Regions from separate parts of the Homo sapiens genome. Here region 1 is linked to region 2. A link is a contact called in ENCODE Hi-C or POLR2A ChIA-PET data. All regions are on one chromosome and are shown on one strand. The core of a region is the stretch at or near the end of the contact, and the rest is flanking DNA. Distances in the headings are between cores, read along the strand shown. Region 1 holds the start of NUP88 (nucleoporin 88). Region 2 holds the start of CHRNE (cholinergic receptor nicotinic epsilon subunit).

Region 1 (6,930 bases), core at 3,123-5,622, 520 kb after region 2:
GATTACAGGTGTGAGCCATCGTGCCTGGCTCCAAATTATAGCATATTTCATACGTATATATACATTTTAGGATGGTTTGACTTAGGATTGATACATATTTATACAGTACAAGTGTTTTCAGATATAGTATCTCATTTGATCTTTTTACTAACCCTGTAAGGAAATTACAAGGGCAGATATTATCAATCCTATTTTTAAAATGAGGAAACAGATTTAGAAGGTAAACAGTTTAAGGGGACTCAACTTATAAGTTGCGGAGCTAAAAGCAGTTTCTACCTTATACAGATGATCCCCAACTTTACAATGGGTTTACCAGTACATAAGCCAACATAAACTGAGGAGCTCCTTACGACTTATGATGGGGTTACCCATCATAATGTTGAAAAATCCTACGTTGAACCATCCTAAATCGGGGATCCTCTGCTGTGTTGTCAGCAATAAATCCATTTTCAACTTACACTGGGTTTATCGGGACATAACCCAATCGTAAGTTGAAAAGCATCTGTACTCTTTTCAGTAGATCTTTCAGATTCACTTTTCTGGATTTGTTGAAAAAGAAATTATATAAAAATAGGCCAGGTGCGGTGGCTCACACCTATAACCCCGGCACTTTGGGAGGCTAAGGTGGGTGGATCACTTGAGGTCAGGAGTTCAAGACCAGCTTGGTCAACATGGTGAAACCCCGTCTCTACTAAAAATACAAAAATTAGCTGGGCATGGTAGCGCTTGCCTGTAATCCCAGTTACTCGGGAGGCTGAGGCAGAAGAATCGCTTGAATCCAGGAGGCGGAGCTTGCAGTGAGCCGAGATTGTGCCACTGCACTCCAGCCTGGGTGACAGAGCAAGACTCCATCTCAAAAAAAAAAAAAAAAAAAAAAGTATATATATATATACACACATACACACACACACACACACATAAAATACTTACACTTCTGGCAAACTTCTGGCTGACAGATAACTGGTTTTACAAAATCTTACTTCTACCTAATCGAAAGAATGGCCTAGCCTCAAATGAGACAGCAACGTGGTACTTCAGGCAGAATAAAGTACAATCAATTACACATATACTATGAACATTGATAACACAGAAGCCAGTCTGCAGACCACGAGGAGTGTTTTAATGTTTTAAGAGTAGTATACTAAACATGCTTAAGAACCACTAGTCTTGAACAATTTTCTGTATATATAATAAATTATACAGATAAATAGTATACAACTTACCTACAATTCACTGTTGATTTTCCACCTTCAAATTCAGAATTCTTCCCCCATCTTTTAGGTAATTCTAATACCATAAGTCCTTTTATTCCTATAAGTGCTACATGATGTTGTGTTGGGCTTAACAAGACTTGATAGATTTCAAACAGGGGTGGATTTATGCAAAGCAATCTCTGAAAATTAGAGCAAACCAGTCAACATAGTTAATTTTAATTTAAATATAGGTGGCAGTTACTTGAAATCACAGTAATACTTAGTTTACTACAATTATAGGATAATAAAACTCTGGATAAGTACTCACACTTGTACCATTAACTCACAAATTTTTTTTTTTTTTTTTGAGACAGAGTCTTGCTGTCACCCAGGCTGGAGTGCAGTGGCAGCCCACTGCAGACTTTACTATGGGGGTTCAAGTGTCCTCCCCACCTCAGCTTCCAGAGGAGCTGGGACTACAGGTGTGCACCATCACTCCCAGCTAATTAAAAAGGTTTTTTTTGTAGAGATGGGGGTTTCGTCATGTTGCCCAGGCTGGTCTGAACACCTGTTCCCGTGCTCACAAGATCCACCTGCCTCCACCTTGGCCTCCTAAAGTGCTGATTATAGGCTACAGCTACCACACCCAGCTTACTCATGCTTGCTTTTAACATCCAAAGTTACAACTCATGATAAGCTGCTTTCTTCCCCATCTCTAAGGTTTTGAGATTTTGGAGGAGTGAAGGTTATTGAGATAGTCACCAATATTTACTGAAAGCTTATAAATTCTGGGCACTCCAGCATTTCTGTATGCTGGACATACAAAAATAAGTAAATAGCCAGGCGTGGTGGCACATGCCTGTAGTCCCAGCTACTTCCAGGCGCTGAGGTGGGAGGATCACTCGACCCCTGACAGTAGAGGCTCCAATGAGCCGTGATCACACCACTGCACTCCAGCCTGGGCAACAGAGAAAGACCCCATTTCAAAAATAAAAAATAAAATACGTTTTTAAAAAATGACAAGGGCAGACCCAGCCCCTGCCTTGGAGCTTACAGTCTAGAAAAGAAGACAGAGGCAGAGTGCCATGGCTCACGGCTGAAATGCCAGCACTTTGGGAGGCCAAGACGGGTGGATCACCTGAGGCCAGGAGTTCCAGATCAGCCTGGTTAACATGGTGAAACCCCGTCTCCACTAAAAATACAAAAAGTAGCCGGGTACGGTGGAGTGGGCCTGTAATCCCAACTACTCAAGAGGCTGAGGCAGGAGAATCGCTTGAATCCATGAGGTGGAGGTTGCAGTTAGCTGAGATTGCACCACTGCACTCCAGCCTGGGCAACAGAGCGAGATCCTGCCTCAAAACAAAACAAAACAAAAACAGCCGGGCGCAGTGGCTCACGCCTGTAATCCCAACACTTTGGGAGGCCAAAGCCAGCAGATCACGAGGTCAGGAGTTCAAGACCAGCCTGGCCAACATGGCGAAACCCCGTCTCTACTAAAAACACAAAAATTAGTCGGGCGTGGTGGCAGATACCTGTAATCCCAGCTACTCGCGGGGGGGGCTGAGGCAGAAGAATCGCTTGAAACTGGAAGGTGGAGGTTGCGGTGAGCCGAGATGGCGCCATTGCACTCCAGCCTGGGCAACAAGAGCGAAACTCCATCTCAAAAAAAAAAAAAAGACACAAAATAATTATAAATAATTAAGTTATGATTATGTCAAATGCTACACAGCAGTATAGAATGTTATTAGAATACTGCGTGCTGCACATTTGGTAATTATTATTATTTTTTGAGACACAGTCTTGCTCTGTTGCCCAGGCTGTAGTGCAGGGGCGTGATCTCAGCTCACTGCAACCTCCTCCTCCCAGGTTCAAGCGATTCTCCTGCCTCAGGCACCTGAGTAGCTGGGATTACAAGGGCGCGCCACTACACCTGGCTAATTTTTGTATTTTTAGTAGAGACGGGGTTTCACCATGTTGGCCAGGCTGGTCTCGAATTCCTGACTTCAGGTGATCCACCTGCCTCTGCCTCCCAGTGTTGGGACTGCAGGCGTGAGCCACCGCGCCCGGCCTTCATAATTCTTTTTAACTGAAATTGGGTAAATAAGTAGACTGTAGACTCCTGCCCTATTTTCAAAACTGCAGAAGCATTGCTAGCGTCTTATTAAAATTAAATCACTTCTCGGTAACAAGAATTGGACCGGGCACACAACAGATGTCATACCTTAGAATGAGTACCAAGCTCTTTTTCATCTTTAAGAGAATCTGTGTATTACAAATAAACATTTCCATAAACCAATATTTGACCACGGCAAGTGTGTAATACTTTCTGGATCACACCCATTTTCACATGCTGTCGGCTAATCAAAAACAAAAATCCCCATTTTGGGTATGGCTTTATTTTCTAAAGCGGGCGTTACGGGGGTAAGAATTAACAGAGACTTCCTCCTCCATGTCAAGCATGAAGCGTGGTGCTTTGAAACCTGCAACCTGACTTGCTGTGCACAACGCAAGAGAAAGTTACGATCTAACCTATTATAAGCGTCACATCAGGAAACAGGTTTCTCTCGACGAAACTAAAAATAGCAACTCCGCCCACTCGTTCTCAACCCCTTTAGCCCGCTTTGTTTTTCTCCAGAGCACTCATCCGTCACTAGTATTTTTATTGAATATTCAATGACCCTTTCCTTCCTCCCAGGCCTCCAGGCCGTAAGCATCGAGAGAGCCTGAGTCCCCGCGACCGCGTATGGCAGCGTCGGAGTCAATCCGCTGGAACGCCTGCCACAAGATGAAAAACAGCCAAGAGGAGCAAGGAACAAAAAAGACTGGTTCCGATCCCGGTGAGGGTCACTTCCAAGATCGGCCTGGCATTACCTGGTACTGGGACAGGGCGGGCTCTTCGCCGCCGCCGCTGGGGCCCCGAAGGCGAACGACTAAGAAGGAGCTGTCTTCTCCGTCCCACAGGAAAAGCTCTCCGCCGAGGCCAAAGACCACGTTTCTCGTCAGCAACTGCGGCGGCGGCGACGAAGGCAACGACGAAGAAGCTGGTTTCTCAGCTTCGGTTGGACTCTGGTTTTTCAGTCCCTCCCGGAGCCGCAAGAACACGACGTGGTTAGGAAGCCAGGTCTGCCACAGCTCGCCGTCGCCCACCGGTCCCTCGGCGGCCGCCATCTTGGCCCAACTGCTCCCCTCACTCCAGTTGCTCAGCCCGCCGCTGAGCACAGCCAATCCGCGGCCGTCCACTCACTGTTTCGGCCAATCACCGAGCAGACGGCCCGGAAGCTCGAGAGGCTCGTGCCAGGTCGGGGGGCGAAGGCGAGGCCAGCCCACCAAGCAGGGGCGTCACCAAGGGAAAGCCAATCACCATTATTTCTGAAGCCCAAGGGGGCGGGACGAGAAGTCAACATAATGGTGGTGCTGCTGGAAATCTAGCACCTGGGGAGAGCCTGAGACTTGTGTATCTAATTGCCTATTGGACACCTCCATCTGGGTAAACCCAGGCATCCAGAACTTTCCCTCAAGACTTACCTCCCTCAGTGCAGGTCGGGCTGGCCTCACGCATTTCGCTTGGATGCCTAAATCTGTCTCCACGTGGGGCCGGTCGATAAAACAACACTTCCCAGAATACGCTGCGATCCATTCGCGGTCTGCACCCGGAAAGTACACCTCCCAGGGGTCTGTGCGCGCCTCCAGGGAACGGGTCTTGTGGCTTTGTCTCCCGCGAAGAGGAGATGGCGGAGTCGTTGAGGTCTCCGCGCCGCTCCCTGTACAAACTGGTGGGCTCGCCGCCTTGGAAAGAGGCTTTCCGGCAGGTGGGTATGGGGTTTGTGCAGTGGTCTACCCTAGATCGTCCCGGTGACCGCCGTCTTCCCTGCCTTCGCCTTAGCCCTGCTCCGTGGAGCAGGTGCCGCAGCGCGCCTGGTCTGGTCAAACCCAGGCCTGCTGACTGTAGAGTGTGGGATTAGCCCGGGTCGGTCAAGTCCTAGAAAGCCTTGTTTTTGGATTCGATTTTGTTTTGAATTTAAATTGTGGTCAGGACATCACCGTTTGCACCTCTGCAATAACACTACCTACTGTTGCTGCGGAGGTGGCCACCGAGAGAGGCACTTTGTCTACGTTCGTCTTGTGAGATAGAGATGATTTCTATTCTAGAGAGTAGTAAAATGAGGCTTAGAAGAGGGCTCCACCTCAGTTCTGGCCTCTTCTGAACACAGTGTGGTTATTAGTAAGTAATGTCCAAGAAAGTAACCCGACGCAAGAAAGATAGCAGATACAGCAGAGTTTCTCAGCCTTGACAATGGACATTTTGAGGGAGATATTTATATGTTGTGGAGGGTTGTTTAAGCCACGTCTCGGGCCTCCACCCACTAGATGCTAATAGTCCTATAACTAGAATTGTGACAACCAGAAATGTCTCCAAGCATTGCCAAATGTTCCTTGGGGGACAAAACCTCCCTGAGTTCAGAAACGCTGCTGTGCAGGAAGGCCGTTACCCAGCCATATCTAGAGTAGCAAGAATTTGGAAGGAATATAAATGTTCTGTAATAGGACATTGGATGCTGAGATATTATGCACACAACCATTAAGGAAACTGGCAAGCTAGAATAAAAAATATGGTTCTTTGTAAATACGTGTACAAAGCATTGTAATTTTATGTATCTCTACAGAGGAATATGCAAAAGTAACACTAGTTAGTATTATCATTGAAATTTTGTGTCTATAAACTTTCTTTAATGTTTTCTCAACTAATGTAAGAGTGTTTTTTAAAAATAGAAATGCTTTTTTTTTCCCCCCCAATCTTGCTCTTTTTTCCCAGAGATGCCTGGAGAGAATGAGAAACAGCCGGGACAGGCTCCTAAACAGGTACCGCCAGGCTGGAAGCAGTGGGCCAGGGAATTCTCAGAACAGCTTTCTAGTTCAAGAGGTGATGGAAGAAGAGTGGAATGCTTTGCAGTCAGTGGAGAATTGTCCAGAAGACTTGGCTCAGGTCAGGCTGGGCTATGTGTTTTCAGGGAGGGGGACTGCACCACCAAGAACGGCTCGTGTCCTCTTTTATTTGTTTACTTGAGTCCTCTAAACCCACCATTCCCCTAACCCCATTTAGAATTCAACAGCCTTTAACCCAGGCTTTTCTACACTTAATGTTAGACTTGTCTAGATGAAATGGTCTGAAATACCAGACCGTAGACCTGCTCATCACTGCAACATCATCATTTATGAAACTAAAAAGAAAGAAATTTCATTTCTTGCCTCCACCCTTGGAAATTATGATTCAGTAGGCATAGGCTAGGAATCTCTTTCTCTCCCTCTCTCTCGCTCTTTTTTTTTTTCTGTCTTGCTCTGTCGCCCAGGCTGGAGTGCAGTGGCAAGATCTCGGCTCACTGCAACCTCCACCTCCTGGGTTCAAACGATTCTCCTGTCTCAGCCTCCCAAGTAGCTGGGATTACAGATGTGTGCCACCATGCCCGGCTAATTTTGTTTCTGTTTTAGCAGGGATGGGGTTTCACCATGTTGGCCAGGCTGGTCTTGAACGCCTGACCTCTAGTGATCTGCCCACGTCAGGAATCTCTTTCTAAAAAGGTCTCCAGAAACTTTCCGATTCTAATCTCAGCCAACGTTGGCAGCCATGTGTGGAAGGGAAAACCATTTATAGTGTATCAGGAAGAACACTGGATTCGAAGTCAGGAGTTCCAGAATTCAAATCCTGGTTTGGCTATTGACTGTTAACTTCAGTTTGCCT
Region 2 (6,235 bases), core at 1-2,500:
GAGGGCGGTGCTTCCCGGTTGGCCCCGCCCCATAAGGCCCCCCCCCAACAATAATCGTCCGGGCCTCGGAGTAGCTCTTCCCACCGGAAAATAAGCGAACAGTTCTGCCAATCGAAGGGGAAGTAGGTGACCTCCACTGCGCAGACGCTGCGGTAGATGGCCGGAGGCAGCCACGTCACGGAGCCGCCCTCGTAGACGAGCACGTTGGCGTCGTAGGCCACTCCGAACTGGCCATCAATACTGTGGGCTCGGGGAAACCGAGCTTTTTGCACAGGTCTGCACCCTCTCAGAGTACCCCCTTCCCCAACCAAGTCCAGCCCGCACCCCAGGCCGGCTTCCCTCCAGCCTGGCGTCTGGCCCGGTTCTCACTTGTTTTCCAGCACAATCTCTGGCAGCCACACGAGTTCTGAAGGGACTCGCAGGGTTTCTATACCCCCAAAGTCGTCCTTGCTGTAGTTGAGTCGGTAATCCTGCCAATCCTAAGGGGTGGGGGATGGAAGGCCGCGTGCCCTGCATCTCCCACCTGGCGCTGCCTGGGAGGGGTTTGGGGGAAAAGGGGTGCCCTGGACAAGACCTCACACCATTCCCCAGATTTGACTCACGATTCCAATCCAGACGCTAGTGGTGAGAGTCTCCTCTTTTTCATTCTGCAGATGGGAGATGGGGATGATTGAAGTGAGATTTCAGGGCCAGAAGTGAGCTTTAGGACAGAGCTCAGCGGTTGGGGCCAGAAGTGGGATTTTTGGCTTAAGATGAGGGTGGGGGTAGCTTACCAGTGAGATGAGATTCGTCAGGGTGACCTTGAGGCTGATGGTGACAGTATCCTCAGGCTCCCGCACTGGCCGGCTTCCTGGGTCATAGTTGTTGAAGAGATGGTGATAAAGACGCAGTTCCTCGTTCTTCCCCACACCCCTGCCTGCGATGGGGTCAAGAAGGAAGGGTCATTGGCAATGAAGAGGCTGGAGCACCTCTCTCCCCTCTGCCTCCCCTGGGTCCTCACAGGCCTCTGAGGCTGTGTACTATCAGTATCTGTCTCCTAAACCAATTATGCTGTGCCTGGGAACGAAATACTGTGTCTAAGTCTCCATCTTGGTCTCTGTCTTTGTCTTCCCAGTCCCTTCATGTCAGTATCTGTGTGTGTCCAATTGCCCCTCTAGCCCCTGTCCGTACCGAGAAGCCCCAAGAGGAGCAGGACCCCAAGCGGAGCCCTTGCCATCCTGCTGCGTGGTTCTCAGGGTTATTCTGAGCTCTGGCAGGCTTGGAGGGGGCATGCCAGGGTGCCTGTGTGAGGGGGAGGAGGGTGTTAGTTCCGGGCTGTTAGGGGACTGTCACCTAATCCTCTGCTCACCCCTGCTGCAGCTGGGGACATTTTGGCTGCTTCCAGAGGCAGCTGCCCCATCCTGTGTTTCCTGCCCCTGCCCCGCCCCAGCCCAGCGTCCTTTGCCTGGTATTTGGCCAACTCCCCAGCCACAGATGTGGGCGTCTCCTGAGAGGCACCTGCAACCACAATTCTAGTAGCAGGGGGTGGGAGACACTGCTTTCAGCAGGCACTGTTGTCCTTTGAGTAAGCTGCCCTGTGTAGGTGACCCTGACTGATGAACACATCTGGGGATGTGACACACCCCTTGCCTCCCATTCTCACCCATGTGGAACACACACTATCACCACCCAAGCTCACAATGCCTTTCTTGCCGACAGAGTGGCAAAAAACAGTCTCCATAAAGACCTGATAAAGAGACAGGTGGTCACAGGGGATTAGCCCTGCGGTACAGAGATTCCATCTAGCAAAGGAGATCATGTAAAGGACCCACCTCCTTCCACAACCTGATCGCCAGGTTTGCCCATGCCCAGCCCCTCTGGGTGGGAGACTTGTTTCTCCTTGTCTATCCCTGCTGCCACCTTGTGGTCACAGATGATAGTACCGTCTTCCCATCCTACTCTCCTAAACACACACGTGCACACATACACACACACCTGATGACACCTTAATAGATCCTTTTGATGTTCCTTTTTAAAAAAAATTTTTTTGAGACCAAGTCTCGCTCTGGCGCCCAGACTGGAGTGCAGTGGCATGATCTCGGCTCACTGCAACCTCCGCCTCCCGGGTTCAAGCGATTCTCCTGCCTCAACCTCTGGAGTAGCTGGGACTACAGGCGCATGCCACCATGCCCGGCTAATTTTTGTATTTTTTAGTAGAGATGGGGTTTCACCATGTTAGCCAGGATGGTCTCGATCTCCTGACCTCGTGAGCCACCTACCTGGGCCTCCCAAAGTGCTGGGATTATAGGCGTGAGCCACCGCGCCCAGCCTCGATGTTTTTTGTTTTTCTGTTTCTTTTTTTGTTTTTTGTTTTTTGCAGGGGGTGGGGGGACAGGATCTCACTCTGTCACCCAGACAGGAGTACAGTGGCACCACCATAGTTCACTGCGGCTCTCAAACTCCTGGGCTAAAGCGATCCTCCTGCCTCAGCTTCCCAAAGGGTTAGGATTACAGGTGTGAGCCACCACGCCCGGCCTCAGTGTTTTTTAAAGCCTTCTTGAACCATTCTAATCACCTGGAGGGGTGCTTATTTTAAATTCAGATTCCTAGGCTCCATTCCCAGAGAATTATGATTTCGGGACTAGGGTGCCAGGAATCTGTATTTTTAGGAAACTGTCCAGGTGTTCCTCGTGAGGTAGGAGGGGCTGGCCTAAGCATATTTTCTGCTTACATCTCATTTCCTCACAGCAGTCCAGCAAAGCAATGATCACTGTCCTGAATACATGAAAGGGGATGCTAAGGTCGGGATCCAGGGTCACACAAGTAGATTGGCAATAATGCATGAGACTTATCAATCAACTCTATTGATCTCGCACACCTGTGTTTATTTTACCCTTCACAAAACACTTTCGGGTCCATCACCTTTGGGTCTCCTTCCCCCACCTATGAGGTAGGTCATAATCACCTCCATGTTACAAGCGAGGACACATCAAATAACAGAGTGTCCTCCTAGTCCATTTCCCACACTTGTGTAAAGCCTCTGTTTCCACTGCTGCCTTATCAACCCCACGATTTCCATTTCAGACTCCCTTTCTGGGTCTCTTTGACCCAGCTTACCTCTTTGCATGTGGCTGGTACATGGACTAAGTCTCAAATCTGTGCTGCTGCTTATTCCAGAGCTTCCGCGTCAAGGCTTGGGACAAGAATTGTGATAAATGCAAATATTTATTCAAACATCAGTGGACACCTACAAAGTTCCCCCTTACAGGGCCGAGTGCTACGGTTATTGAGATGGATAAAACAAGCCTCAAGGAGTTATCATCTAATGACAGAGACCTATCAACAGCCAGTGATGCCAGACTATGAGAAGCATAAAAATAAACAGGTGCTATAGAATCTGTAGCTAGGGTGAATCAGATCTGTCAGAAAAGCAAGGTTTTGGCCAGGCACAGTGGCTCATGCCTGTAATCCTAACTATTTGGGAGGCTGAGGCTGGAGCATCACTTGAGCCCAGGAGTTCAAGACCAGCCTGGGCAACACAGTGAGACCCCCCATCTCTACAAAAATAAATAAACAACAACAAAAAATATTAGCCAGGCATCATGGTGCATGCCTGTAGTCCCAGCTACTTAGGAGGCTGAGGCGGGAGGATTGCTTGACCCTAAGAGATCAAGGACACAGTGAGCTACGATCACACTACACTCCAGCCTGGGTGACAAGCGAGACCCTATCTCAAAAAAATGAAGTTTCCGGCTGGATGCGGTGGCTCAACACCTGTAATCCCAGCACTTTGGGAGGCCAAGGCAGGTGGACCACCTGAGGTCAAGAGTTCGAGACCAGTCTGGCCAACATGGTGAAACCCCATCTCTACTAAAAACACAAAAATTAGCTGGGTGTGGTGGCTGGCACCTGTAATCCCAGCTACTCGGGAGGCTGAGGCAGGAGAATCACTTGAACCTGGGAGACGGAGGTTGCAGTGAGCCGAGATCGTGCCACTGCACTCCAGCCCGGGTGACAGAGTGAGACTCCATCTCAAAAAACAAAAAAATGAAGTTTCTCCTAGGTTTCCTGTAGTCTTGCACATGGACTGGAACTTACTAGACCAGTGTCAGAGGCCAAGGCAGCTCCAGAGCCTGTCTCCTGATCTGTCTCTGCCGCTCTGTCCGCTCTCTGCTCCTCTCACTTCGTCAGCACTGCCCATTCCCCCTACTTTGCATGTCCCCTTTCTACTGTGTAGTTTCTGCTTTCTCGTCACCTGTGCATCATTTCACCATGGTCTTAGCCCCAGACCAACTTCTTGGCTTCTCTCTGCAGAGGCAGCACTTTTGTTCCCGTTGCTACTGCCTGATGCTCTGAGGGCTTGGGGTGCCAACACTGAAGAAGGATCATGGGGTTGGCCTAAGACTGCCTTGTTTAGGATGGATAGTGGGTGTGGCAGGCCCTGACACCACATGTCTGGTAATTCACCCTCTAGCAACCCAGCCCACTTCTCCTATATGTTTAGCTCCCAAAACGGCCTGCCAGGATGCCATTCTCACTGCTAGAGCTGAAATATATACAAATATATGAAATATACATAAATTAATACAGTTAATATAAATTCACTCTATCCTCCCCAGCAGGATTCAAACTTGAAATCTTGCTTCAAAAAGTGATTATGAGAAAAAAAATCTAATAATCTGATCAAAAAGAGGGCAGAAGATTTGAATAGACGCTTCTCAAAATAAGACACACAAATGCCAAACAGGTATAAGAAAACGTGCTCAGCATCATTGGTCATCACTGGGAGGCTGAGGTAGGAGAATTGCTTGAGCCTGGGAGTTCAAGACCAGCCTGGGCAATATAGTGAGACCTCATCTGTAAATAAATAAATAAAATTTTAAAAAACAGATGAATGGTGAGCCAAGATCATGCCACTGCATCCTAGCCTGGGAAACAAGAGAGAAAACTGTTTAAAAAAAAAAGAAAAAAGAAAAACACAGATGAATGGATAAAGCAAATGTGGTACATATACACAATGGAGCACCATTCACCCATAAAAAAGGATGAGATCCTGTCATTTGCAACAACATGAATGGAACTGGAGATCATTATGTTAGGTGAAATAAGCCAGGCACAGAAAGACAATCATTGCATGTTCTCACTTATTTGTGGGAGTTAAAAATCAAAACAATTGACCTCATGGACATAGAGAGTAGAAGGATGGTTACCAGAGGCTGGGAAGGGTAGTGGGCAGGTAGGTGGATGGTGGGGATGGTTAATGGGTACAAAAAAAATAGAATAAGACCTACTATTTGATAGCACAACAGAGTGACTGTAGTCAATAATAATTTCATTGTACATGTTAAAAAAAACTTAAGAGTGTAATTGCATGGTTGGTAACTTAAAGGATAAATGATTGGGGGAATTAAAAAAAAAAGTGATTATGGCAAGGGTCCTTCAAGAAAACACTCCGGGCCGGGCGCGGGGGCTCACGCCTGTAATCCCTGCACTTCGGGAGGCCGAGGCGGGCGGATCACGAGGTCAGGAGATCAAGACCATCCTGGCTAGCATGGTGAAACCCCGTGTCTACTAAAAATTAAAAAAAAAAAATTAGCCGGGCATGGTGGCGGGCGCCTGTAGTCCCAGCTACTCGGGAGGCTGAGGCAGGAGAATGGCGTGAACCCGGGAGGCGGAGCTTGCAGTGAGCCAAGATCACGCCACTGCACTCCAGCCTGGTGACAGAGCAAGACTCAGTCTCAAAAAAAAAAAAAAAAAAAAAAAACACTCTCAGCCCAGAGTCCAGTGTCCCCTGCTCTAAGTAGTTTCACTCAGGTCTGATTTCCATCCATTCTCCAAATGATGGGCTAAATCCTCAACTTAAGCACCACAACTACATCATGTATAAACAATACATCACACACACACCCCACAACATAGAAAATGCAATAGTGGGCTGGGTGAGGTGGCTCGTGCCTGTAATCCCAGCACTTTGGGCAGCCAAGGCAGGTGGATCACTTGAGATCAGGAGTTCAAGACCAGCCTGACCCACATGGTGAAACCCTGTCTCTACTAAAAATAGAAAACTTAGTCGGGCACGGTGGCTCACACCAGTAATCCCAGCACTTTGGGAGGCCGAGGCGGGCGGATCACGAGGTCAGTAGTTTGGGACCAGCCTGATCAACATGGTGAAACCCCGTCTCTACTAAAGATACAAAAAATTAGCCAGGGGATTACACCTGTAATCCCAGCTACTCGGGAGGCTGAGGCAGGAGAA

What was found. A loop is a pair of places that touch in the nucleus more often than their neighbours do. ChIA-PET counts read pairs that join two places held with the same protein, here RNA polymerase II (POLR2A). Pooled maps may share reads with other maps.
Region 1: a pooled map shows a loop between it and region 2 (4-fold over the local background). The contact joins the promoter of NUP88 here to the promoter of CHRNE in region 2. A Hi-C loop is called at or near these places in 1 of 50 pooled maps. POLR2A ChIA-PET finds 5 or more read pairs at or near these places in 2 of 52 experiments (CD4-positive, alpha-beta T cell and activated CD8-positive, alpha-beta memory T cell).

What each region holds. Positions count from the first base shown.
Region 1 is chr17:5,415,290-5,422,219 of GRCh38, forward strand. NUP88 (nucleoporin 88) reads right to left here and starts at 4,373. Exons shown (of 17, transcript NM_002532.6): 1 at 4,065-4,373; 2 at 1,224-1,393. The coding sequence starts at 4,361. It overlaps RPAIN (RPA interacting protein), which reads left to right and starts at 4,893. Exons shown (of 7, transcript NM_001033002.4): 1 at 4,893-5,002; 2 at 6,007-6,177. The coding sequence starts at 4,922. RefSeq lists enhancers at 3,735-4,374, 4,010-4,547, 4,548-5,085, 4,815-4,934, 4,945-5,164.
Region 2 is chr17:4,901,848-4,908,082 of GRCh38, forward strand. CHRNE (cholinergic receptor nicotinic epsilon subunit) reads right to left here and starts at 1,251. Exons shown (of 12, transcript NM_000080.4): 1 at 1,171-1,251; 2 at 774-916; 3 at 603-647; 4 at 370-479; 5 at 85-240. The coding sequence starts at 1,216. C17orf107 (chromosome 17 open reading frame 107) reads left to right here. Exons shown (of 3, transcript NM_001145536.2): 3 at 1-1,087. RefSeq lists enhancers at 1-604, 605-1,246, 1,436-1,655, 6,002-6,235 and a silencer at 1,787-2,081.